Linked DNA regions of Mus musculus: all the other regions are linked to region 3. Evidence: chromatin loops called from intact Hi-C (ENCODE). Cell type or tissue: gastrocnemius. All regions are shown on one strand. Links, peaks and the distances in the headings refer to the core of each region. The heading gives the core; the rest is flanking DNA. Region 1 holds the start of Ctdsp2 (CTD (carboxy-terminal domain, RNA polymerase II, polypeptide A) small phosphatase 2). Region 2 overlaps Ctdsp2 (CTD (carboxy-terminal domain, RNA polymerase II, polypeptide A) small phosphatase 2). Region 3 has its middle 6.6 kb from the start of Gm30456.

The links. Hi-C counts contacts between places; a loop is a spot of excess contacts. Peaks named below come from ENCODE experiments on the same cell type or tissue, not always from the same donor. Only the 100,000 strongest peaks of a DNase experiment are listed, where the experiment ranks them.
Region 1: a loop joins it to region 3, with 5 times the contacts of the local background. A loop is called at or near these places in 18 of 42 quality-filtered maps.
Region 2: it touches region 3 in a loop (4-fold over the local background); 40 of 42 quality-filtered maps call a loop at or near these places.

The regions. Positions count from the first base shown.
Region 1 is chr10:126,974,184-126,981,725 of GRCm38, forward strand. Ctdsp2 (CTD (carboxy-terminal domain, RNA polymerase II, polypeptide A) small phosphatase 2) reads left to right here and starts at 4,534. Exons shown (of 8, transcript NM_001113470.1): 1 at 4,534-5,118. The coding sequence starts at 5,055. Gm40798 (a long non-coding RNA gene) reads right to left here and starts at 3,337. Exons shown (of 2, transcript XR_872169.3): 1 at 2,395-3,337; 2 at 261-652. In gastrocnemius, for the core only: a CTCF peak has its summit at 4,612; DNase peaks (open chromatin) are centred at 4,396, 4,681, 5,315, 5,781 and 2 more places; H3K4me3 peaks cover 3,756 bases; H3K27ac peaks cover 4,886 bases.
Region 2 is chr10:126,983,058-126,990,599 of GRCm38, forward strand. The region is part of intron 1 of Ctdsp2 (CTD (carboxy-terminal domain, RNA polymerase II, polypeptide A) small phosphatase 2); the gene reads left to right. Among named protein-coding and RNA genes, the nearest start is that of Ctdsp2, 8.1 kb to the left of the region's middle. In gastrocnemius, for the core only: no CTCF peak of the experiment used is centred there; DNase peaks (open chromatin) are centred at 1,786 and 3,731; H3K4me3 peaks cover 5,000 bases; H3K27ac peaks cover 5,000 bases.
Region 3 is chr10:126,924,817-126,932,358 of GRCm38, forward strand. No RefSeq gene overlaps it. Among named protein-coding and RNA genes, the nearest start is that of Gm30456, 6.6 kb to the right of the region's middle. In gastrocnemius, for the core only: a CTCF peak has its summit at 3,931 (motif pointing right); DNase peaks (open chromatin) are centred at 2,490, 2,746, 3,273, 3,607 and 1 more place; H3K4me3 peaks cover 2,757 bases; H3K27ac peaks cover 4,905 bases.

The DNA.
Region 1 (7,542 bases), core at 2,301-7,300, 50 kb after region 3:
CACCTCTAATCCCTCCAGTAATTGGCTGTACCATTTTTATTCAACCAATAGTTTTAAATTAAAGACACGGTTGGGCTGATGAGATGGCTCAGCAGGTAAGAGCGCCCAACTGCTCTTCCAAAGGTCCTGAGTTCAAATCACAACCATCCCTAATGAGATCTGACTCCCTCTTCTGGTGTGTCTGAAGACAGCTACAGTGTACTTATAATAAATAAATAAATCTAAAAAAAAAAAAAAAAGACACAGTTTGTACAACAAAAGCTGGTAAATGCGAGAATTTACTGATAGGCAAGAAGACCTTCCGATACAGAACTCAGCATTACAACACAGCCACAGAACAAACCTCAACAGATCTCTGTGAGGTTAAGGTCAGTCAGGCTACAGTAAGACTCTGTCTCAAAAACCAAACAATACATTAATAAAATAATAACAAAGACAGGACTAGAATGTGGGCCAGCTGGGAGACTGTTTCCCTCACATGCCCAAAGCCCTGGGTTTGTGTAATCCCCAGCCCCACATAAACTGGATGTGTTGGTACCACATCTGGAACCCCAGAATTCCAGGGATGGAAGCAGAAGAGTCAGGGACGTCCATGGCTGGGGAGACGGCTCAGCAGCTAAGTGTGAGGGCCTAGGTTCTCATCTCACAGTTCCTGTAAAAGTTGGATCAAGTATTGTGCTGGAGGGAGAAGGGGAAGAAAGGCAGGCTGACCCCTTGCAGCAACTGCACAGCCTGGCCAGGTCCAATGCAAGACCCTGTCTCAGACAATAAGGTGATTGAGAAAGACATCTGATATTGACCTTCCGGCTTCCCCAAGCACACGTACGATGCACACTCAATCAAAAGGAACACATACACACACACACACACACACACACACACACACACACGAACTCAAGGCATTCAAGATCATCTTGGGCTACCCTTGTGATTTGGAGGACAACCTGGAATATATGAGATCCTATCGGAAATCTTTTTTTTTTTCTTTTTTTTAAATATAACATTTCTGGGCTGCAAAGATGGCTTCCAGAGGTCCTGAATTCAATTCCCAGCAACTACACGGCAGCTCACGATCCAATACTCTCTTATGGTGTTCAGGCATACATGCAGACAAAGCACTTGTATACAAACAAACATTTCCATGACTTCAGAGAGGACCATGACAGGTATCTGTTGGTCTGCCTTGTGCTTGCTCTATATGGGACATGGTAAGCACATTGGTCCAGGGGAAGCTCTTCCAACTCTGCCCATTTCTGTTTCCCTTGGCTCAGGGTTGGCCCAGGGACCTCCATATGACCTCAATTTCCACAGAAGACAAGGCAGCCACTCTGGGTGAGTGCCCCCATCCCTTTGCTCCAGTATTGGGGGAAGTGCTGCTGTTTCCAAGATGCCTCTCAACCTGCCAGTTAGAGAGTCAGGGACAGAGAATGGAGCAGGCGAGTAACCTGGGGAGAGTCAACAGGCTAAAGGGATGGGCTCTACTCGTCACTTAAAAAAACTACACGTGTGTGTGTGTGTGTGTGTGTGTGTGTGTGTGTGTGTGCGTGCGTGCACGCTTAGCCTAAATCCCTGGAGCTGGAGTTAGGGGTGGTTATGAACCAACCATCCATGCATGTGTGCTGGGAATCAAATCCCGGGCTTCTACAAGAGCAAGTGCTCCTAACTGCCGAGCCATCTCTCCAGCCCCGACTTGTCATTCTTGGGCCAAGTTAAAGCTATACCCTGGGCATCTGGCCCAGAATTTGCAGGCAGGAGATTATTTATAAGTCTGTTAAATAAAAGTCAGAATGGCCTTGCCTCCCACCTCTCTTTTACCACCCTACCTTAGAAAAGAGCCCCATTACTGAAACCTTACAGAGCTTTCTAGAGTGGAGATATATAGAAGAAGGATTCCCAAACTTTCTCTGTCTGGGCTTGGGGATCGAGTGAGGCTGCCTAAACTCCACAGGAAGAAGAGTCCTGACTGGCCTCACAGAGGCCTTCCCTCCTCCTCTCTCCGCACTCCATCTCATTCTTGTTTGTTCACACCCTGTCTTTTTCCCCCTTTGGGTTCCTCTGAGTGTGTGCACACAAACTTTCCTTGGCTTCAAGCCTGAGGACCCCCTGCTCTGCGTGGTTCAGAGATGTCCAGAGCTCTCTGCACATAGGAGAGATGGGTGATGACATCATTTAGAGAATGCCTTGAAAAAGGAAGTAGGCTAGGTGTGGTGGCAAGCGCCTTTAATCCCAGCAGAGGCAGAGGCAGGCAGATTTCTGAGTTTGAGGCCAGCCTGGTCTACAAAGTGAGTTCCAGGACAGCCAGGGCTACACAGAGAAACCCTGTCTCGGAAAAACCGAAAAAGAAAAAAGAAAGAAAGAAAGAAAAAGGAAGTAGAAGCCATGATGAAGACATACCTGTCATCCCAGGACTCAGGGGGCTGAGGCAGGAGGATCGATGTAGTTCAGGGTACCATGAGCTGTGTGGCAACGCCCGACTTTAAGACACCAAAGCCAGAGAAGCAGACGAGAGCACAGGCAAGGGAACGTATCTGACTGTGTGCACACCCAAGGGTGAGATGCAACATGCATTTAACTCTGTTGTCTCGGGCACGAGCCACTGTACCCTGCACAGAGGACACCGAGACACGGAGTCACCATGTGCTGGACAAACAGACAAGGTCCTCTCATTCTGTCTAGTTATACACGAGACACGAGATCCAATAATGAACAGCACAATTCCTAGCCTCCAGGGGCCTTTTAAATCGTCAGAGAGTTCCTAGAGAAGGTGTGTAGAAGGACCCGAAATCATGACAGGCCTGCCTCAGTTTCCCCACTGCTGCTGCTGCTTCATCAGCTGGGACCTCAGATGAATCTCGATTAACCCTTTCCAGACCATGTTTCTTCCTCTCGAAGATGAGCATATCTATTCTGCTAACCATAACATGAAAAATTAAACAGGCCAGGTAATAATATATATGGAAGTACTTTATAAATATTACAGGGGAGAAACTATCTATGGAAGAGGAAATGAACAGGAGAGAAGTGTCATCCAACGGACAAGAGAGCAGGCCTTGGCAGGGAACCGCCTAGCTGGAGCACAGGGTCAAAGTCCAACAAGGTCCCTTAGCAACCGGCTGAGACAGTCCTTACAGATCCCATTGTTTTAAAGGTGGGAGGCAAATATGTCAGAACTCCCCCGGCTTCCTTTCCTTTAATGAATTAGAATCTACCCAGACTCAGGGTTTGAGGTTACATAAGCATCATTCAGATCCTCTCTAACAGTCACATTCATTTTAGAAAAACAGCATTTTCATTAAAATGGTGTTATGTAAAAAAAAAAAAAAAAAAAAAAAAGAAGAAAGAAAAGGGGGAAAAAAGGGGAAAAAAGAGCAGTGTGTGTGTGTGTAGAAACATTCGCACTTGTAAGGAACATAGGATATATACATATGATGATAGTGCCTTGTAGGTTATGACCTACTTGGACAAGATGAAGAGACACAAATGTCTAGCTATGAGGACTGCAGTAGGAAAGCCACCAGGTGCCCCCCACCCCCCATTCCCCAGGAACTATGGCCTTGAATCATAGTAACTCATCCATCACCAAAAAGCATTTGAAATGGGTCAATGGGATGGTTTAGCCAGTAAGAGCGCTTCCCAGGAAAGCCGAGTTTGATTCCCAGAGCCCACTGTGGAAGGATAGAAGAGACCTCCTTCAGGTGCAATGGGGTGCATATACAGCATACAATTTTTACAACAACCCGATACAGAGTTAAAACTGCTTCTTTGGAGCTGCTACTCCTAGCAGACAAGTGGAGAAACCCTTCCTGAGAAACCTTAAGTTTGGGAGTTCAAACCTGAGCCTGGGCCTAAAAAATGAGGGAGAGCTTTCTGGGTCCACTAAGCACCTCTATCCTCCTCAAACTGAGGATGGAACCATGAGATGGGAGTTGGGGGTGGGAGGGGGAGCTGGACTGGGAGGATAGGGTAGATGCCTGAGTGGGAGGGGCTGGCACCTAAGGTGGCCTTAATACATAAGGTGTCATTTCCAGAGGTCAGTTCCATTCCTCACACTCTGGAGTCTCGGTTCCGCCCCCTACACACTCCTTCCCAGGTACATATCAGCGGTATTCTTATATAAGGCACTGGGCTCTAAGCAGGAAATACCGTAACTGCCTCGAACCCAATCTGGCTTCTCCATTTTTCCCCAGGTTTCGTAGGGCGGAACCATTGAGCCTTCTTGGAGTAAAGCGTCGGAAACACAAACACCCCAGCACCGAGCACGGAAAGCGGAGCGTTGGAGTGGCCTTTTTAAGTAGTTGGGAAGGGGGTGTGGCCGAGAGGACCAGGAGGCCGCAGCCCAGCAAGCGGGGAGTGGCCCGGGGGCGTGGCCGTGGCGACTGGAATGTTGTTGGGTCCTTGCACCGCATAGTAAGGAGGGGCCACGCCCCCTTTCTGCGAGCGGGCCAATCGGAGTGCCGGAGCGGTTTCAAGTCTCCCCCGCCAGCCTGCCCGCCCGCCACCCCACCCCCCTCGGGGATTCGCTTTTTCCGTAAGAAAATAGCAAACCTCTGCAGGGTCCGCGGCCCCCGCTGCTCGCCGGAGGAGGGTCCCGGGGCCTAGGACGCTGGCCTGGAGCGGAACGCGCCGGCAGGCGGCGAAGAGGCCGGCCCAAGATCTGGGAGGAGCGCGGGGGTGGGCGCTGCAGCCGCGGGTTGTTTATCTGGAGTACGGAGGGGAGGGGGGAGCCTGGAAACCGCCCCGTGTCCCATTTCCTCCTCTTGTTTTCGCTCCGGATTCTCCATGTTGGACCCAAACTGAGGAGCCCGGAGCTGCCACCGGGGGATCGGGGCTGGGGGCACCGGGGAAGCCGCCGCCTGGCCCGCCCGCCCTCTGTGCAGGCCGCCTCCCTTCCCGGCCCGGGGAGGAAACGCGAGGGGGATGTGAACAGCTGCGGGAGTCGGAGTCTCGGGAGCCGGAGCCCGACGGGCCCCCGCCCAGGCCCCCCAGCCCAGCCCGCCTGCGCGCCCGCCCGCGCGTCCTCCCGCCCAGCCAGCCCGGGCCCGCGGGATTGTTAGATGGAACACGGCTCCATCATCACCCAGGCGCGGAGGGAAGACGCCCTGGTGCTCACCAAGCAAGGTAGGGGCGCAACTTCCCAAAACTTTGTGTCGCCCCCGAACGGGGAGGGGGCGGAGGATCCGGCTGGACCCGGGGTCCGTCGGTCCTCGCGCACCCGTCGGGCTCTCGGACCCCGGTGGGGGCTGAGCGAGGCCCCGGCTGCCAGCGCCGGGCGGGAGGGTGTCATCCGCGCAGCTGTCACCCGTCCGGCCACCCCTCCCCCCCCGGGGGCAGTCAGAGGCTCGGGAGGGCGCGCGTCGCGCCAGGCCACCCGCGCCGCCCCCACCCGAGCCGCGGAGATGGAGTGGTCACTCCTCCCCCACCCACCACCGCTGCGCGCCTGCCCCGGGGCTCTGGGGAGGGTACGAGGGGTCCCGAGCTGGAACGCCACCGGGACCGGAGTTTTCACGCAGGACCGGGATGCCCGGGAGCTCGGCGGTGGCGGCGCGGGGACTCGGGACGAAGTTCACCGGCCCGAGGCGGGGGCGGTGGTGGGGGAGGGGGGAGGGCCGCGGTCACTGCCGGGCGCGGGACTCTCTTCGCGGCTCGGCGGAGCAAACAAGCCGGACCCGAGGCCCGGCCGGAGCCCCTCCCTGCCCCGTGCGCTCCCCCGGGGCCGCCGCTGCACAGACACAGCCGCGTTTGTTTAGCCCGGGAGCGGTGTCCCTGGTTACATAATTCGCCGGATGGCATCAGACCCAGCGTGTTTCTGAATCGCGCAGCGAAAAAGTGCGAGTTTGTCTGTGGGCAGAGGCTCGCGACCCCCCACCCCGATTGCAGGGGGAGGTCGTCGGATTGAAGCAAACAGGGACGTCCGCAGGCAGGCCCTATCTGGGGTGTGCTTGGGGAGCGAAGCGGAGGCCTCAGCCTCCCGCGGGGGCGGGGAGGAGATTGGGGCTGGGAAAATGGGATTGCTCGGTTTGATCACAGTGGGGTCCCCTGAAACTCTCCTCTCCCCTATGTTCATCTGGCCTTGAGCATTGTGTTCAAGATAGCTGGTAGAAATTTCCGCCCAGAGTAAGGACTAGTGTTGCCCCCCTCCCTCCTTTTTCTTTTTCTAGAGAACTCCCAGGACTGTGGCCACTTGGCTCAGAGGCTGAGAGGCGAGCACGCTCTTGGAACCAGATCTCAGGCGCTGCAGCCCTTTCTTTCTATTCCGGAGGGGCATAAAAGGCCCGTGCCACAATTGAGTAGACTGAGACCTAGAGCCTGGAAGGAGGCCAGCTGTGGGGCCTGGGTGTAGTCATCCCCTACTAATACTAAGCAGCAGGTCACTTTTTCCTGGGGTTCACTTCCCAAGGAGTCTACCCAACTTGCCTTAGCCTAGGGGCAGAGCAGCTGGGCTGGTGTCCCAGGCTCTCTGGAATTCCTTGTTAGGTTGGGGGAAGGGGAGCGGTGCGTGTTTCTTGGCCTTCTGAAGCAGACTGCACTGAGGAGAGCCGAAGCCCTGCCTGCCCCTCCTCTTTGCCAGGGTCCCCTGTTCTAACTGCATCACTGACCCAGCTGTGAGATCGGCGGCGCAGCAAGTTCACCTCCTCTCCTGCTGGCCTCTCAGCAGTGCTGAGCGCCGCAAAGGGAGGCTGCCTGTGTTTATCAGTTACTGCCAGGGTTCAGTTCCCGTTGCAGCCTCATCCCAGGAATAGGACCCACGCTTCAGGATGGGAAAGGACATAAGAGGAGGGGGTAGTGACAAGAAGCCGGCATGGCGTGTGCCTCCTTCCCACCTGTGCGCCCTGCAGGGTCTCCTAGGTGTCTTGAGGGTGGCGGGCCACATCGGGATAAGAAGACTCGGGACTGTGCTGTAGCTGCACTGAGCAAATCAGAGCTGAAGTTTAATCCGGCAGGATGAGTGACAGGCAGCGGAGAGCAGAGCAGCTGGCTCCTGACCGTGTCAGGTTGCTGGTTGAGTTTTCTTGGAGTTACAGTTTTGTTTTCTTTTTTGTGTGTAGTTTGTCCTTCACATTTCTCCCTGGAGGAATCTGAATTCTCCAGCCAGCAGCCTCTTGGTGTCTCTCCCCCCTCCCCTTTTCTTCAATTGCATTCTCTGGGAAGGCGTGCTTGCTTCTGAGCAGCTTGGCACCCAGCAACCATGCCAACTAGCTGAGTTGGACATCATTTACAAACAGAACCTGCATCTTAACACTCGTTTAGGAATTCCCACCCCTCCCCTCTCACCATCTCCCATCCCCAACTCCTGTCTACCTTTGGAAGAGCAGAAGAGGAGGAGTGTGAAGCAGTTTATTAATGAGTTGATTTCTGGAAAGAAACAGGTTGCCTCTAGCTTCGGTGTTTTCTCAGTGAAGTTGTTTACCAGTGCAGATTTTTTTATGTTGACTATTTATTTATTTTTAGCATTCTGTTCTCTGAGTGTTAAGGCTGCCTGGTGTGTTGATGATTCAAAAGTAATTACAGTCAGGGAGGTAGGACAAAGTTGCTGAAGTCATT
Region 2 (7,542 bases), core at 636-5,635, 57 kb after region 3:
CTTTTATTTCCATCTTGGGATATTTTATCCTGGGGTTGGTGAAGAAGTGGGGTCACCAGTTGTTAAATGTTTGTTATTGTTGATCCAGTGTTGGTTGCTCCACATTGATTGCTTCAGATTCATTCCTAAATGCAGCTTGGCTGGTGTTCTGTCCTCCTCCTTCCTGTCCCTTGGATACGCTGTCTGTCGGATGGGTTTACTACTAAGAGCAGGCGCCCCCAGTCACCACATTGGTGTGAAAGATGATCCTCTGCACCTTCCACAGCCTTCCTACAGACAGTTGCGGCTGCTTGTGCCTGTGTGTGTGACAGGGATGGGGCATCTTACAGCCCTGGGCCTCATGGAAGTCTCTGAAGTGCAGCTTAAACCTTGGAAGCAGTTGGTGTCTTGGAGAGGGAACTGGCCGTTGTATATGTGACAGTGACTGCCACTGTTTGGCTTGGTTGGAGTCTGTGCTCTCGGTGGATTATGTTCTAGGTGCTTTTGGTGACGAGGAGAACGGGAGCTTGTGGAGAGGTGGCTCTGGTCTGAGTGGCGAGCACGAGGAGAACGGGAGCTTGTGGAGAGGTGGCTCTGGTCTGAGTGGCGAGCACGGTGAGAACCTTGACTGCTTTTCATCCTGTCGCAAGCTTGAAGTGACTGAGAAGCAGCTTGGTGAGGATTTGGCTCTTTACATCTCTCACGCACTGAAAGCCTACGTGTAGCCAGCTGGGCTGTAGATGAACATGTTCCGTGCAGATCTACAAATGAACATGATCTGTGCAGATCTACAAATGAACATGATCTGTGCAGATCTACAAATAAACATGTTCCATGCAGATCTTATGAGGAAACTGGTAGGAATTAGAAGGAGGAAAGTGGACTTGTTTGAAATGGAGCACTCAGGATCAGAGATAAGAACAAGTTCCCTGTGAGTGCAGCACCCAGCCCTTCACTCACGGGAGCCTGGTTCCTGTGGACCCCACAGCCTGGCTCTGGGCAGGAGTGTGTGCTCTCTTCTTATTGGTTAGCTTTTCTACTGCTAGCCTTGCGCCTGATCTGAGTGAACCTCAACGTAAAAACACACACATTCTCATTCTGTCTTGTCTGTGTCTCTCATAGTCAAGTTCTGTGTGTGTGTGTGTGTGTGTGTGTGTGTGTGTGTGTACACAGACACACACACACACACTTCCCCCCTCCCCCTTGTGGTGGTGTACTTTGAGACAGACAGACAGACAGACCTTGAGCTGCTCCTGCCTGCTGCTCAATGCTGGATCGAGGGAGGGCCTCCTTGTCAGCCTCTTGGAACCCTGACCGACTCCCATCCTGATGAATTTGCTCTAAGTCACATGCACTGTTCCCAGGGAGCAAGCATGGCTCCCACTCCAGTGAGAAAAAGGCTGTGTGACACAGATTATGGGAAGGGACAAAGCATTCCATCTCTACACAGCAGGAGGAGGAGGCCTCTCCTTCATGACACTGAAAGGAAGGACAGCCAGCCCAGGTCTCTTGACTAGGGTCTTGTTTTGTCTTTGTTTTGGGACAAGTGAGGCAAACCAGACTCAGGCCAACAGTACCAGGCCATCATCAGATCTGCTGGAGAGGGAGGTTTCTGGGGCCCAGAGGAATCACATTCTAATTCTGAAAGGGGTTGGTTAAAATTCTCTGGCTCTCAGCCAAGGACACACATCAGAATCCCTTGTGACACTTACTAAAAATAAAGCCCCCTCCCCCACCCGCACACCTGGGACCCACTGACTCAGAACCTGGCAGGTGGGCCAGGCACGTGTGTTCCAAGTGCTCCCCAGATTCTGACAGGTGTCCTGGGAGAGGAGCCAGGAAGCACCGCAGAGAAGCCAACTGCCTGTTCAGCCCTGAGCAGAGCATTCCCTCAGGGTCCAGAGTCACTTTCATTAGGCAGCCTGTGGCTCAAGATCCAGGGGAGCCTTGAGTTTTCTGAGTGAGTGGATAGAGTAATTGTTCTTGTTCACCGAGTCCCAGCCAGGATTCACAGAGCGCTCACGTGGGCAAGGTGCTGAGAGCAGAAGCTTGCGTGAGCTGTGGAGCCCACCCTTGCCCACCCTACCTGCTGCTTCACCCGCTGCCCTAGGTCTGTGCAAGATCCAGGTAGCTCAGAGGCTGCTCTCGTTGGTTGGTGGAGGTTGGGGAGGAGCAGAGGGCTTGGAAGTGGGCAGCACATGATTGAAGAGGCCAGATCCTGAGGAGGGAGCAGGTTGGCCAGCCTCAGAGACAGAGGGACATAATGAGTTTTGTGTGGTCCCAGAAAAGGCCCTGGCCCACGGTTGGCTGGGGTATATGGCCTCCTGAAATAAGAAGTCTCAGCTGGTGTCACAGTGGGCATTCTGAGATTGAAGCTGACTTTAGAGTGTCAAAGTGTCCTGAGCCTAGTGCCTAGCAGCCGACAGGGAGCCTCATCAGGCCAGGACACTCTAAAGCCTCACTCTCTGAGATAGTCATTCTTTTACCATTTTACAGATGGAAAGACTGAGGTTCTTGCCACATTTAGTATTTGTATTTAGTATTTGTGCCAAAGCCAGATTCTTTTTTTTTTTTGGGGGGGGGGGGAGGCCTGAGACAGGGTTTTTCTGTATAGCCTTGGCTGGCCTGGAACTCACTTTGTAGACCAGGCTGGCCTGGAACTCAGAAATCCGCCTGCCTCTGCCTCCCGAGTGCTGGGATTAAAGGCGAGCGCCATCACGCGGGCAGATTATTTACTTGTTTACTTGCTGATGGAGATCTGACCCACAGCCCTGCGACTCGCCCTTGGAGCCAGTGGCATCTGGGTAACACTCCCCAGCTCTGGCCTCCTGTGCCTCCTGTGCCTCCTTGCCCTGGATTCTTCTTGGTTCTCTGTGAAGCCCAAGCATTCGAAAGGTTGGGACAGAGATCCCAGACCAGCCCTGAATGTCCATCAAGATGATGTCCCAGACCGACTTGCCAGGGTTCCCTTAGTGCCCCTCCCATGAGCCCGCTCAGCTCCTCCTCGGGAGGAAGGAGCACTAACATGACTGGTATCCAGTCCCCGACAGTGTCTCCCCTGCACTATCCAGCCCTGTGCCCCTAACATTTCTCAGGTTAGTCCCTGCCACTCCAGAACCTGCTGCTCCTGGAGACCCCCATTGCATCGCACCTTTAAATATTTATTGCTATTATTTTCAAATAATTAAGGGAAACTTCTTAAAATTCAGGCCTGAGACCCTGAGAGGGCTGGGCCAGGGGCAGGACTATGAGGCATGGTGGCATAAACCCACCGTCCCTATATACGCCTCATGAGGCTGAGGCAGGAGTGTGAAGCTGGTGTGAGTTACATGGAGATGGCTGCCTCAAATACACACAAAGATGAGAGGAGCTGTCGATGCAGGACTACCAGAGGCCCAAGCCGTGCTGATGTAAGCCAAATCCTGTGACGCAGCCTGCCTAAAACAACCCAGCCCATGAAAAGCCGTTGGATTCACACATACTTCTGCCCTGCCTGCCTTGTTGGCAGAAGAGAGCGCATTAGTAGCTGGCCTCTGTGCGTGAGAGGCCACCATCCACTGCTGCTCTGCCTGGGGCCTGCCTTGTCTAGGCATCTCCTGCCCTCTTGTCTCTTTGCCCACTTACCTACTGGTCCAAGGAGCCCTTCCATCAGCCTGGCACTTGAGTGCCTGTCTGTAGCCAAGGCACAGATGCTGCTGCTGACAACCTGGGAGGACTCCTCTCCACAGGGAGGACTCCTCTCCACAGGGAGCCCCAGTCAGATGTGCCTTGGCTGCAGGGCCCAGGCAACTGGCCAAGAAGGGCCGGAAATGCTCCAAATACTCTCCTTCCTCCAATAGCACAGGGGAGGGAGGCCGCTCAGAGAGGCCATTTTATAGTGAGAGCAGCCCTGCCCTGTGCTGTGGTAGGATGGGAGCTGAGGGGAAGCTCGGATGTTGAAGGGAGTGAACCAGAAAAGTATCCTTGTATGTGAATGGTCTTCTGAAAATCCCATAGCTCAAGGAGTTGCCTTCTGCCTTTCCGGCGCTGTGCGGATTTCCTGTGAGGAATTCCTTTACCAGGATACATAACTGTGTTGTTGGCAACTGTGACAACTAAACCTGACCTTCAGAAGGTTAAAAATAATGCCATCCTGGTAAGGCCAGGCTTCATCTTTTTACAGGCACAGGTTTCTATAGGGAATTACTGCTGTGGGGGTGCCTAGGGGAGAGGGCGGTGTTAGCATCAGGTGATGCTCGTCTTGTCGTATCCCAGCACTGTCCATCGAGGCTGAGAGTGGGAAGGCAAGGTATGGTGGATGGGGAGTTGGGGGAGGGTTCTCCCAGGCACACATCCCTCATCTGACCCCGAATTTCAACCACACATGAGGAAGTGAGGGCCCCTAGTTCTCTGTTGCTCTCCTGGAATGAGGCCCAAGTTGTTGCCAGTTAGTGTAGCTTTTAGTCTTAGAGGCTACCCTGGATCTCACTCACATGTTTTGTTTATCCTGAGTGAGGTCCTGCTATTAACCCAAGTTTCAGATGAGGAAACTAAGGCTTCATGGTTGAATCCAGCAGAGCCTGGCCTCCAGCCCAGACAGTACCAAGTGGAGGGAGACCTGTGTCCATAATCTACCTTGTGAGGAACCCTAGCAGCCCCAGCCTTGAGTTGGAGGGGTGTTGGGAGGGTCCTGGCTTCCAGTCTTCAGTCCCCAGCCCCTTCTTCTACTTAGAACTGGCCTGTTGCACGTGAAGAGGCTTGGGACAGGAGCAGGTGCTTCGCAGACAGGAAAGGAAGGCTTAGCTACCCAGGAAGGAATTGCTGGAGGGGAGTGGGGTGGGGGCAGGGATGCAGTGCAGAGCCATCCATCCATCCCAAGGCTTTTGACACAAGGTTTTGGGAGGGAGTGTCCTTGCTGCCTTCTGCACCTCTCTGGTCTGCCTAAGAATCCGGAGGGGGGATGGGGGTGAGGCTCATCCTGGAGGGAAGTAGAGCAACTGTTTCCTAGAAGAGGCTAAGAGCTCTGACTGCTCTTCCAGAGTTCCTGAGTTCAATTCCCAGCAACCACATGGTGGCTCACAGCCTTCTGTCTGAAGAGAGAGTGTGTGTGCTCACATAAATAAATCAAAAGAGGCAGAGACAGACAGACCAGTGTGTGGAGCTGTCTAGACACTGTTGGTGAATGCCCACAAGCCTTGGCTCTGGATTCAAATTCTCACTCTGCTTTCATACACTGCATGGCCCCAGTGGGCTGATTAGCCTGTCTGCCTGTTTCTCCCCCCGCCCCCCAGCAAAATGGGAGGCAGGACCTACAAATGAGTTCCCCTTGAGGGTTGGTGAGGCCCTGAAAGCAAGTGTCTAGCACCACTCAGCTCCTGCAGGGCCTCCCTCCCTCCTGCCCTCATTTGGGGACTGTGGCATGAGACTGGAGGCTCCCCAGGACCTAGCTCTGCAGGAGTGGCAAGCCGAGAGGCCCTGCAGCACTCGTTGGTAAAGTTGTTAGCACCTGTCATACATAGGCCAAAGGCTGTGGAATGGAATTGGTGAGGCTGTTGTTGGCCCTGCAGGGAAACAGCCATGGTGGGAGAAGCTGAATCCAGCCCTGGTGCCCCTCAGGAGTAGTGTTTGAAAAAGTAGAGAAAGCAGCCTGCATCAAGGTTGCTGTGAGGTGGGGCCTGAGGTGGGGGGATGACTTGAGGTCCTGGGTGTGGGGTGTTTCCTTCAGAGCTGCACTCAAGGTCAGGGCAGTTTTGATCTCCTGAGATACAGAGGTTGATGGACACACTGTGCCTTGGAGAAGCCCCTCACCCCTACAGTTCAGGATTTTTGCATTGGTCTGGGAACTTGTGCCTGTTGGGCCTCCTGCAGTGGACACAGGCAAGGCCTCTCCTTGGCCCCAGCCAGCTGCTCCAGGATTCCTTATCCTCACAGAGCTGTCACTGTGACGTTGACCACACCGGGCCTGGCCTCTCTTGAGGAACGGCCTGGGTTGTGTGGTCTTCTAAGAAAGACTGTGCCTCCAATTGTGGTTTGTGCAAGAAGAAAACAAAAACCAAAGGAGAAGCTTTGGCCTTGGAGCTTTGTCTCTGCATCTGCCCCGAGCCCCTGAGGGGAGAAGTTAGTGGGGGCCAGTGGGTGGGGCGGGAACAGCCCCTTCCTTCTGGTTTCTGAAGAGATGATTAGGAGTCTGGAGGGTCCTTTCCTTTTGGGGGGGGGGGGTCGAGACAGGGTCTCTCTGTGTAGCCCTGGCTGTCCTGGAACTCACTTTGTAGACCAGGCTGGCCTCGAACTCAGAAACCCGCCTGCCTCTGCCTCCTGAGTGCTGGGATTAAAGGCGTGCGCCACCACGCCTGGCTTGGAGGGTCCTTTCTAAGGATCCACCACCACTGAGCGTTGAATTTGGTCTTGAGAAGGCTGTGGCAGATTTCTTCAGCACAAAATGCCCAAAGAAATCTTGGTTCTTTACATGTGGCCAAGACTGGAAGCGGCGCCACAGGGGCCAGCAAGGTGGTTCAGGGGTAAAAATGCTGTTCTGCAGTCCTGACAACCCAGCTTTAACCTTGGAATCCACATGCAGGAGGAGAGACAGTCACATAAAAATGTGTCCTTTGACTTCGCATTTTGAAAAAAATGATGCCCACATTTTCAGACAGTTTAATGGAAAGGCTCAGTTACTTTTCAGAGAGGTCCCCAGTGGCCATACCAAAATGATGGGTAACCCCATGCCTAACCCAAGAAGGGAAAGAAATCACACACTAGCTGGGCAGTAGTGGCACACACCTTTAATCCCTGCACTTAGGAGGCAGAGGCAGGTGGATTTCTGAGTTCAAGGACAGCATGGTCTACAGAGTGAGTTCCAGGACAGCCAGGGCTACACAGAGAAACCCTGTCTCAAAAAAACCAAAAACACACATTAGGAAGGCCTTGGTTGTCCAGATGAGAGGGACTTCACTGACTGCTGTATCTGCTGCTGCTGTGTAGGGGCCTTTTCTTTTCTTTTTCTTTTTTTTTTTTTTTTTTTTTTTTTTTTTTTGAGACAGGGTTTCTCTGTGTAGCTCTGGCTGGCCTGGAACTCACTCTGTAGACCAGGCTGGCCTCGAACTCAGAAATCAGGCCTGCCTCTGCCTCCCGAGTGCTGGGATTAAAGGCGTGCGCTACCACGCCCGGCGTAGGGGCCTTTTCTGCATCCTTGATCTGGGGAACTGTTTGGGTTTCTCTCCTCTCCCTCAGGGTCTCAGGCAGCCCAGTCAGTCAGTGGGTTTGGCTCTGCCATCATCTCCAGTGGGTGGCCCACACCACTGTATGGGTTTCCCTTGGAAGAACATGGGGAAGCCCTCTGGGGTTGGCGGGTTCATCCTGCTTTTCCCTTACATGGCACCTCTGGAGCTCATTTGCCTGCACAGTAGTTTGTCCAGTGCTTTAAAGTAGACCAGCCTGTTTCTCAAGTGGCTCTGGGACATGCAGACACCACCCACCCTGGGAAGAGACTCATAGCTGGGACCATCTCATAACTGGGTGTACAGCGCCACCTCCTGGCCACATTGCCCCTCCCAGCAGCTCCTCCTTGTGTAACAGATCTGAAAC
Region 3 (7,542 bases), core at 1,501-6,500:
GAAAGAAAGAAAGAAAGAAAGAAAGAGGAGGGGGCTGAAGAGATGGCTCAGTGATTAAGAGCACTGGCTGCTCTTCAGAGGTCCTGAGTTCAATTCCCTGCCACCACATGGTGGCTCACAACCATCTGTAATGAGATCTGATGCCCTCTTCTGGTGTGTCTGAAGACAGGTACTATGTACTCATATAAATAAATAAATAAAATCTTAATTTAAAAAAAAAGGTTTTTAAAAAAAGAAAGAAGAAGATATAAATGAACCTAGAGCTGCTAGTTCATGCTCCACATGAATAAAGCCCTGCATTCAGAAAAAACAAAAACAAAAAAATTAACATACAGAAGCTTTCTCCTAATTCCCTTGCTAGCTATTTCTTTCACATGTGTATTGTCACTTATCTGTTTACTTTATATGACAGAATTGTTAAAGGTATGAATTTTTCCTGCCTGTGTGTGTGTGCATGGGGTGGAAGTGGGAGGTTGAAGATCAAAGCCAGGACCTCAAGCCCACCAGGGTAGAACTCTACCACCGAGCTGCATCCCCCACTCTGATATAAGCTTTTTCTCACCTAAAAACTTTAATTTTTTTAAGTAAAGAAATGTATTCAAACAGATAATTGGGGCCCAAAGCCACATTCATGGAGTGGGCCAGCCTGGGTGGTTCCAGGTCTCCAGGGCTGTTGGGCCTGCTGTCCATCCTACTGGCCTCCTGTCTGGTGCTGCTGGCCCAGCTCAGCTGGTTCAGGGTCCACCCACTGCAACCTAGGAGACTGAACTGTTGGCACTGCAGCTAGAGCCAACTCTTGGCTCACACCATGGGCCCAGGAGGATCTGTGAAAGCCCTTCTTGGGCTCAGGATTCACAGTCAGCAAATTGGTGGCTGAAAAGAAGGAAGATGTGGGAGAGCCAAGGGCTCTCTAGGTGTTGACTGACCCCAGAAGCCAAACCCCATTTCTCCACCTGGCCCCAGGTCAAGATCAGAAGCAAAGACAAGTAACTGGGACCCAGAACCTCCCACCCCACCCCACATCACCCCACCGAAGCCAGAATTGCCCTGCTTACACCAAATGTACTTGGCTACTACATAAAACTTCCCAATGTGCAGGCAGGCACAAGGTTCTTCAACAGAGTAGCGAAACTCTTGACAACCCTTTTGTCCTCTGTGAGGACCCCTGATGATATCTGCACTCCTGAACCGAGAGTGGGTAGAGTCAGCCAAGATAACAATCATCCATAGGAGGAGGCCCTCAGGAAACAAGTGTATCCTTTCCTTCCTCTACAACAGGCATTTCCAGCTCAGTCGTCATCACCAACAGTGCTTCTTTGTATCCCTTCCAGAAGGAAGAAGACGCAGTGAGGAGAGCGAAGACAAGAGTAATAAAAAGAAAACCGAAGTCCCAGTTGCAGTTCAACAGAGTAGCCGAGTTCCAGCAGCTGTCCTGTTGCTAATGAGGAGGCTGTGGGCTGGAGGGATGAATATCTGAGCACTGGCTGCTCTTCCAGAGGACTCAGTTCCCAGCACCCATAGGGCAGCTCACAGCCATCGGGAACTCCAGTTCTGAGAAACTGGACAGCTCCCTGGCCTCCTTGGGCATCAGGGATGTGCACCATACACAGACATATATGCAGGGAAACACCTGCACGTGTAAAAAAATTTTAAATGCTGACATTTTTTAAAAGATTTTTATTTTATTATTATATCTAAATACACTGTTAGCTGTCTTCAGACACACCAGAGGAGGGCATCAGATCTCACTAAGGATGGTTGTGAGCCACCATGTGGTTGCTGGGATTTAAACTTAGGACCTCTTGAAGAGCAGCCAGTGCTCTTAACCGCTAAGCCATCTCTCCAGCCCCCAAATGTTAACATTTTTTAAAAAGGAGAGGCTCTGGATGATAAGGACAATGTGAAAGGAGAGGACACTTGTTTCCAAAACCTGGCTGTACTGGACAGAAGGAAGCCTGCTACGAATCAGGCATTCCACCTAAGCCTCGTTCTCCAAATGAGATCACTCTGGTTCAAAGAGAAGAAACAGCCTGGCAGATAGCGGCTCTGCTGGCCTCCTGGCCTACCTGCAAAGACTCGGGACCCACAGCTTTACCATCCTGGGTATCCCCAACCTCCATCTCTCTCCTCTTGTTTGCCCCGCCCCCAAACTCCCCCCCCCCCCCAGCATGTGCCCATCTTCTATGCAGATTCTCTTCCTTGGCTTCCAAGCCCCTGGGCATGCCTGTTTGAGCCCAGAGTCCTGACAAACACGATCTAAAGAGTGCCTGGCATCCCCACCTCCCACCAACAGTCAACACCACTTAGAGGCGTTCTCCCTTCCTAAACCAGTCAATCACCTCAATTCTTCCTTCTAAACAGCCCCCTACCTCTCTCCTATGGTTGGTTCTTTTTCTCCTAACTTCCCAGCACGGGAGACCTGTTGTTGGCTTCCCTCCAAACCGCCTCCCCAGAGGCCTCCCTTTGTCCTACTCACTGCTGCGGATTGCTGGTCCTCAAAAATACTGTTGACCTGCATTCTCATTTGGCTGGGTGGGGGGGTGTAGGGAGAGGGTTGCTCCCTCTGCCTTCACAGGGAATCATAGTTCATTCTCCGCCCACACTCACGGTGCTTTCAAGTGACTGGCCACCCTGCAGAGTTCCAGCCTCAATTTTCACCACCTCAGTTTTCCAAAATGATCGCCCACTCTGTTCATCCCTCCCCCACCAGCACCACACTCCGTCCTCCCTCCCACTGAGACACCTAGCAGGCTGACCCCCCACCCTGCCTCCAGTTCAAGTCCACCTGCAGCCAAGGCCCCCAGAGGAGCCCTCCTCCCAAAGCCTGCAGGACTCATTATCCAAACTATTCATCCCCAGGTAATTACGCACTGCCTGTGACTCTCTTCTGTTTAGCCTGGAACGGGGCTTTAAAACTGCCTGTGCAGCTTGATCCAACTCCTGCTTCATCACAAGGCTGTCTAACGGCTGTTTCTCCCTCTCCACAGTGCCTAGGAGGTAGACAATAGATGCTAGATGTATGCAATGGTTGATTTTTCTTCCCACATACAGTGTCCTCAAACAGCCAGAGCTGATGAGAATAGTAAGCACCTGTTTTAGAACTCTGGCTAACAGAATTCTCCCACAGGCCAGTTCTCTCCTAGGCCCTCAGGATCCAAAGCAGGCACCCGGGGCTTCAGCCGGTTGCTCTGAGACACTGCTGTCCACAGAGGCTGCTGGCCCACCTCTGAAAGGAGACCCCAGTCCCGCGAGGGTTTCTGACTTGGTGATACGTTTTCCTTGCCTCTCTCTGGTCCCCAGCCCAAGGAACTATCCCAAGTACGGACCAAGGGTAAACCCTGAACTGTGTGACAAGTCCCTAGCTGAGGCCACTCCTGCCCAGCTTGCCCCTGGTCAAAGGCACCCAGGAGAGCCCCTGCCCTTGGGAGAGAAAGAAGACACTGCACCTTTAAGTCTGCAGCCGGTTGAGAAAAACAAGCTGTGATTTATATAAGCGGGAAAATCATGTGATTTGCAGGAACGCTGCCTCCTCCCCGGCCCCCGCCCGTCGCCTTTGAGCCCGTCCCAAAGGGCTGGGGCGCGGCCGGAGCTGGGCTGCAGGGGCGTGGGGTGCGGGCGGGGCGCTGGGCATAAAGCTGCCCCGGGACCTCTGGGTGGCTCTGCCCTGTTTCCGACGCTGGACCTGGGCGGCGGCAGCCCCTCGCGCCGTGGAGTTTGGTCCCCAGATAGCCTCAGGGAGCGCAGACCCCTGGCGCTGCCGCTCCTTCTGCGACCCGACACTGAGGTCGCACAGAACAACCTCGGTCCCCAAGCCAACTCGGCCTGCCCCCATCAAGCCAAAGTGTGGCTTGAGACACCGAAGCTGTTCGCAACTTCTCCCAGAAAAAGGAAAACCCGGGCCCCACACACTGGTTTCTGTGTCCCAAAACACCCAGCAGGGGGCGGGGAAGAGAGAGCATTTTGGGAAATGGTTGGGAAAGGGCATGATGAAAGCCATTCCCACAGCTGAGATTGGTAGGGAACGGGCCACCAGGCCACCAGCTTTCGGGGAGAAAACAAAACAATCCCCTGGTGTGGCCCTTTCAGACAAAACTGAAGAAGAAAGATGTCCTGAGAAATCTTAAAGAGAGGCAGTGTCTCTGTGTGGAGCCCACACCCACGCGCAAGTTCAGTCTGACTGCTCCAAGAACAAGGAAGGGCGTCACTCCTTCGTGGAAAGGGGCGGGCAAGGCCACAATCGCAAGTAGGAGAGAGGACACACATCCAAAACCAAGCCGAAGAGAAGTGGAGGGCTTTCTCGGGAGAAGAGAGAGGGAGGGAAAGACGGGCATCTCTCAGTACATAAACCACAAAGACCGGCTCCCAAAGGACCCCAGAAAGGATGCCATGGTCTTTGAAAAGTAACCAAGGCCAGACATGCACCACAGCCTCTCTATTCTATTTAACTTCCCCCTGGCAGGGGATAGACGACTTTTAGGATCGGTGGCTTCTCCTGCAGAATAAACGCGATGCTAATGAACAACTTGGTGACATACAGATCATGACCTCAGACTCCAGCCTAGGTCAGCCGGAGCCTGCCCTCTGCAGCCAGAGGCCAACTGAGCAAATTTTCTGTACCACGCTCCCACCTCTGCTGTACCCCACGCAGGGTCTTTAGGCTGAGTTCATAAGGCACCCGGTGTCCTGACTGCCACGGGAAGCAGACTCATCCTGGTGAGCAAATGTTTGGGGTTGTTCTATAAAACCCAAAGAAAAACCACAGTAAGTAACAGTATTCCAGAAGGTTCTAGATGTGCACACTTTGCCTTCAAATACTAACGCCATTCATCCAGTGTGTGTGCTTGGCACAGAGCTGGACGGTGGGGGTCCAATGAAAGGGCAGCCCCTCCCTGAGCCTGGATGCTGCCTCACAGAAAGAGGCAAAGAAAGACGTTTCTGTCCTCCCCTGGGCAGCCAGCCCACCCAGGCCCTCCCAGCCCACCCCACCACCCCCAGCAGGTGTTGCCCCCATTCCTGCTCTGTGTGCCTTATGGTTTCTGCCAAGAGCCAATCCTATCAGAAGGCTCTAACTCCCTAGGGTTTGGGCAGTGGTTATAAGAGGTACCCTAAAGATCTCTCCAGAAAGTGAGATCAGAGATGGCAGCCTCCTGATTCCCTCCCCAAATGATAAAGCCAGCAAGTGAGAGTTTGGGGCCCACTTGGATCTCCCCCCCCCCACCTTGTGTTCTCTCCCCACCCCCACCCCACCCTCTGTCTCTCCCTCCCTCCCTCCTCTTCTTCTTCCTCTCTCTCTATTCTCTGGTGTAGCCTTCCAGCATCCAGGACTGCTCCTCTCAAAGCTTCCTGAGCCAAGGATTTGCCCAGCTTACATACAGCTCAACTGCCCTCTGATCTCTGGGGTGCTGAACCCCCTTAGCCCTGCACAGATTCCTCCTGGATCACCCACCGGTCTCTTCTGTTGCTGTAAGATTTGCTGACTGCAGGTGCTCCACCATCCACCATTAAGTACAATTCTGACCACTGCTCCCGTGAGCCCTCCTATACGTATCAGTCAGTCTCTGCCTTATTCTTGGGGCTATTCAAATATTTCCCATATTCAAATATCTCTCCTATTTCAAGCTCCCCTCCGCCCTTCACAGGCACAGCCTGACAGTGCTCAGAGGAAGACTGTGAGCCTGCAGCGAGCCAAGATTTTAAAGGAACAAACAAATTAAGGGCCTGATCTGAGAACACCCAGGAAGCCACGAGCTCTGCTACCTTTAAAAGGGATCTCTGAGGCTTTTTTCAAATGCACCGAGGAACGCAATGGCTGCCGAGTCTGATCTGCTCACCATGGACGCGGGGCCTTGGCAGAGAAAAGCAGTCCAGGCCCCGCCAAACCTAACTGCTTTAAATTAGCCTTCCAGTAAAAAGGGGGTGCTGTACTAACGGGTCCCCAAAGCCTCCCAAGCAGCAAAGCTCTGAGACTGAGGCTGTATTTCCCCTAAACAGCCTTTGAGAAAGCGTGAGTAACAGAGTGGACAATGGATTGTGGATCAGGCCTGGGGCTGAAGCTGAAGCTAAGAATTGGGCTTTCACGGCATCTCAGGCCTGCTTCCCTCTCTCTCCCTAAAAGGGCCCCTGCTCTTTCCCAAGTTGCCTCCAAGTGGAAGAGAACATGTAACTCCCCCAGAGCAGAGAGGCCCAGGAGAGGGGAAAGCAGGCGGGCCCCATGCAGGCTCCCCTCTGACTCTGTGGAGACACTCCTCCCTCCCAGCATTTGTGTGTATGTGTGTGTGTGTGTGTGTGTGTGTGTGTGTGTGTGTGTATGTGTGTGTGTGTGTGTGTGTGTGTGTGTGTGTGTGTGTGTGTGTGTGTGTGGGTTATGGACCTTCTGAACAGCTCATCCTTCAGCCAGCCCAGGACCCAGCATCCTGAACCCTCATTTACAAGTTTCCAGTGGCAACCAATACATTAGACAATCTCCCCAAATATGGGCCCTACCAGGTCTCATTTCCAGGGTCTAAGTAGTGGAGGATTCTGAGAGAAAGGGAGTCTTGTGGGTGTGAGGAGGGGGGTGGGGGCAGGAATCCAACCAGACAAACTCAACCCCTTAGTTTCCTGGACCAAGGCTAGAAAGGACCAGAAGGAATGTCCCCAGCCAGCCCCATAGCAGTCTCACCGCTGCAGGAGCGGATCCAGAGATCTTATTATGAATCAACAGTTCCAGGAAAGGCTCTACCCCGAGCCCACGCTCAGCCCAGGACCTAGCCAGGAATCACCAAGCAGTCCCAAAATTTCAAGGCACAGTCACTTTCCAAGTCAGGCCGCTCTGTACACCCGCCCCCTCCACTCCCCCCAGAGTGCCTGCTCTGCAGCCCCATAGCTAAGAAGGGATCAGCTGGTTTTAAATAAGCATTCCCACATTCCCCGGGCTCCGTTTTGGTTCTAGCTTTATCTGTGTCTTATAACAGCACCCTTCCCTGTGTTTATAGGAATTCTGCAGGCAGGGAGCTCAGCTGAGGGCCCCCCTAAACTGCCCAGCCTGTGCCTATTCCAGATTTTGTCAGGAGGCCTCCAAGAAGAAACCTTCCAGCTAACTGCATGCCTGCCAAAAATATATTCTAGTACATGATTGGAGCCCCACCCTGCAGGAACTCCATGATTGCACCCCCACAACCTCACAGTACCTTCCAAAATTTGCCCCCACAAACCACCCCAAGGGTCTCAGAAGGTTTATACTCCCACTGGCCTGTGGCTTGGATTTCCTGCCTTTCTCCCCTCTGGCCTTTATGACCTTGCTCTTGCCCTGCCTGTCCTGTCTCAGCACCCTGGGCTCTGCCCCGCTGATGCTTTCTCCCAGACACCCAACAACCTGCACAGTGGCAGACTTTCCTTGTAGTCTGTGGCTACTAAGAACAGGTGACTCTGCTAATGGGATTATTCTCCTGAACATGTATCGACTCCACACCTCCAAAACTCTTCTCAAACTTCCCCTGCGGTCCCCATGTTTTCTTCCTTCCTTCCTTCCTTTCTTCTTCCTTTCTTTCTCTCTTTTTTCTT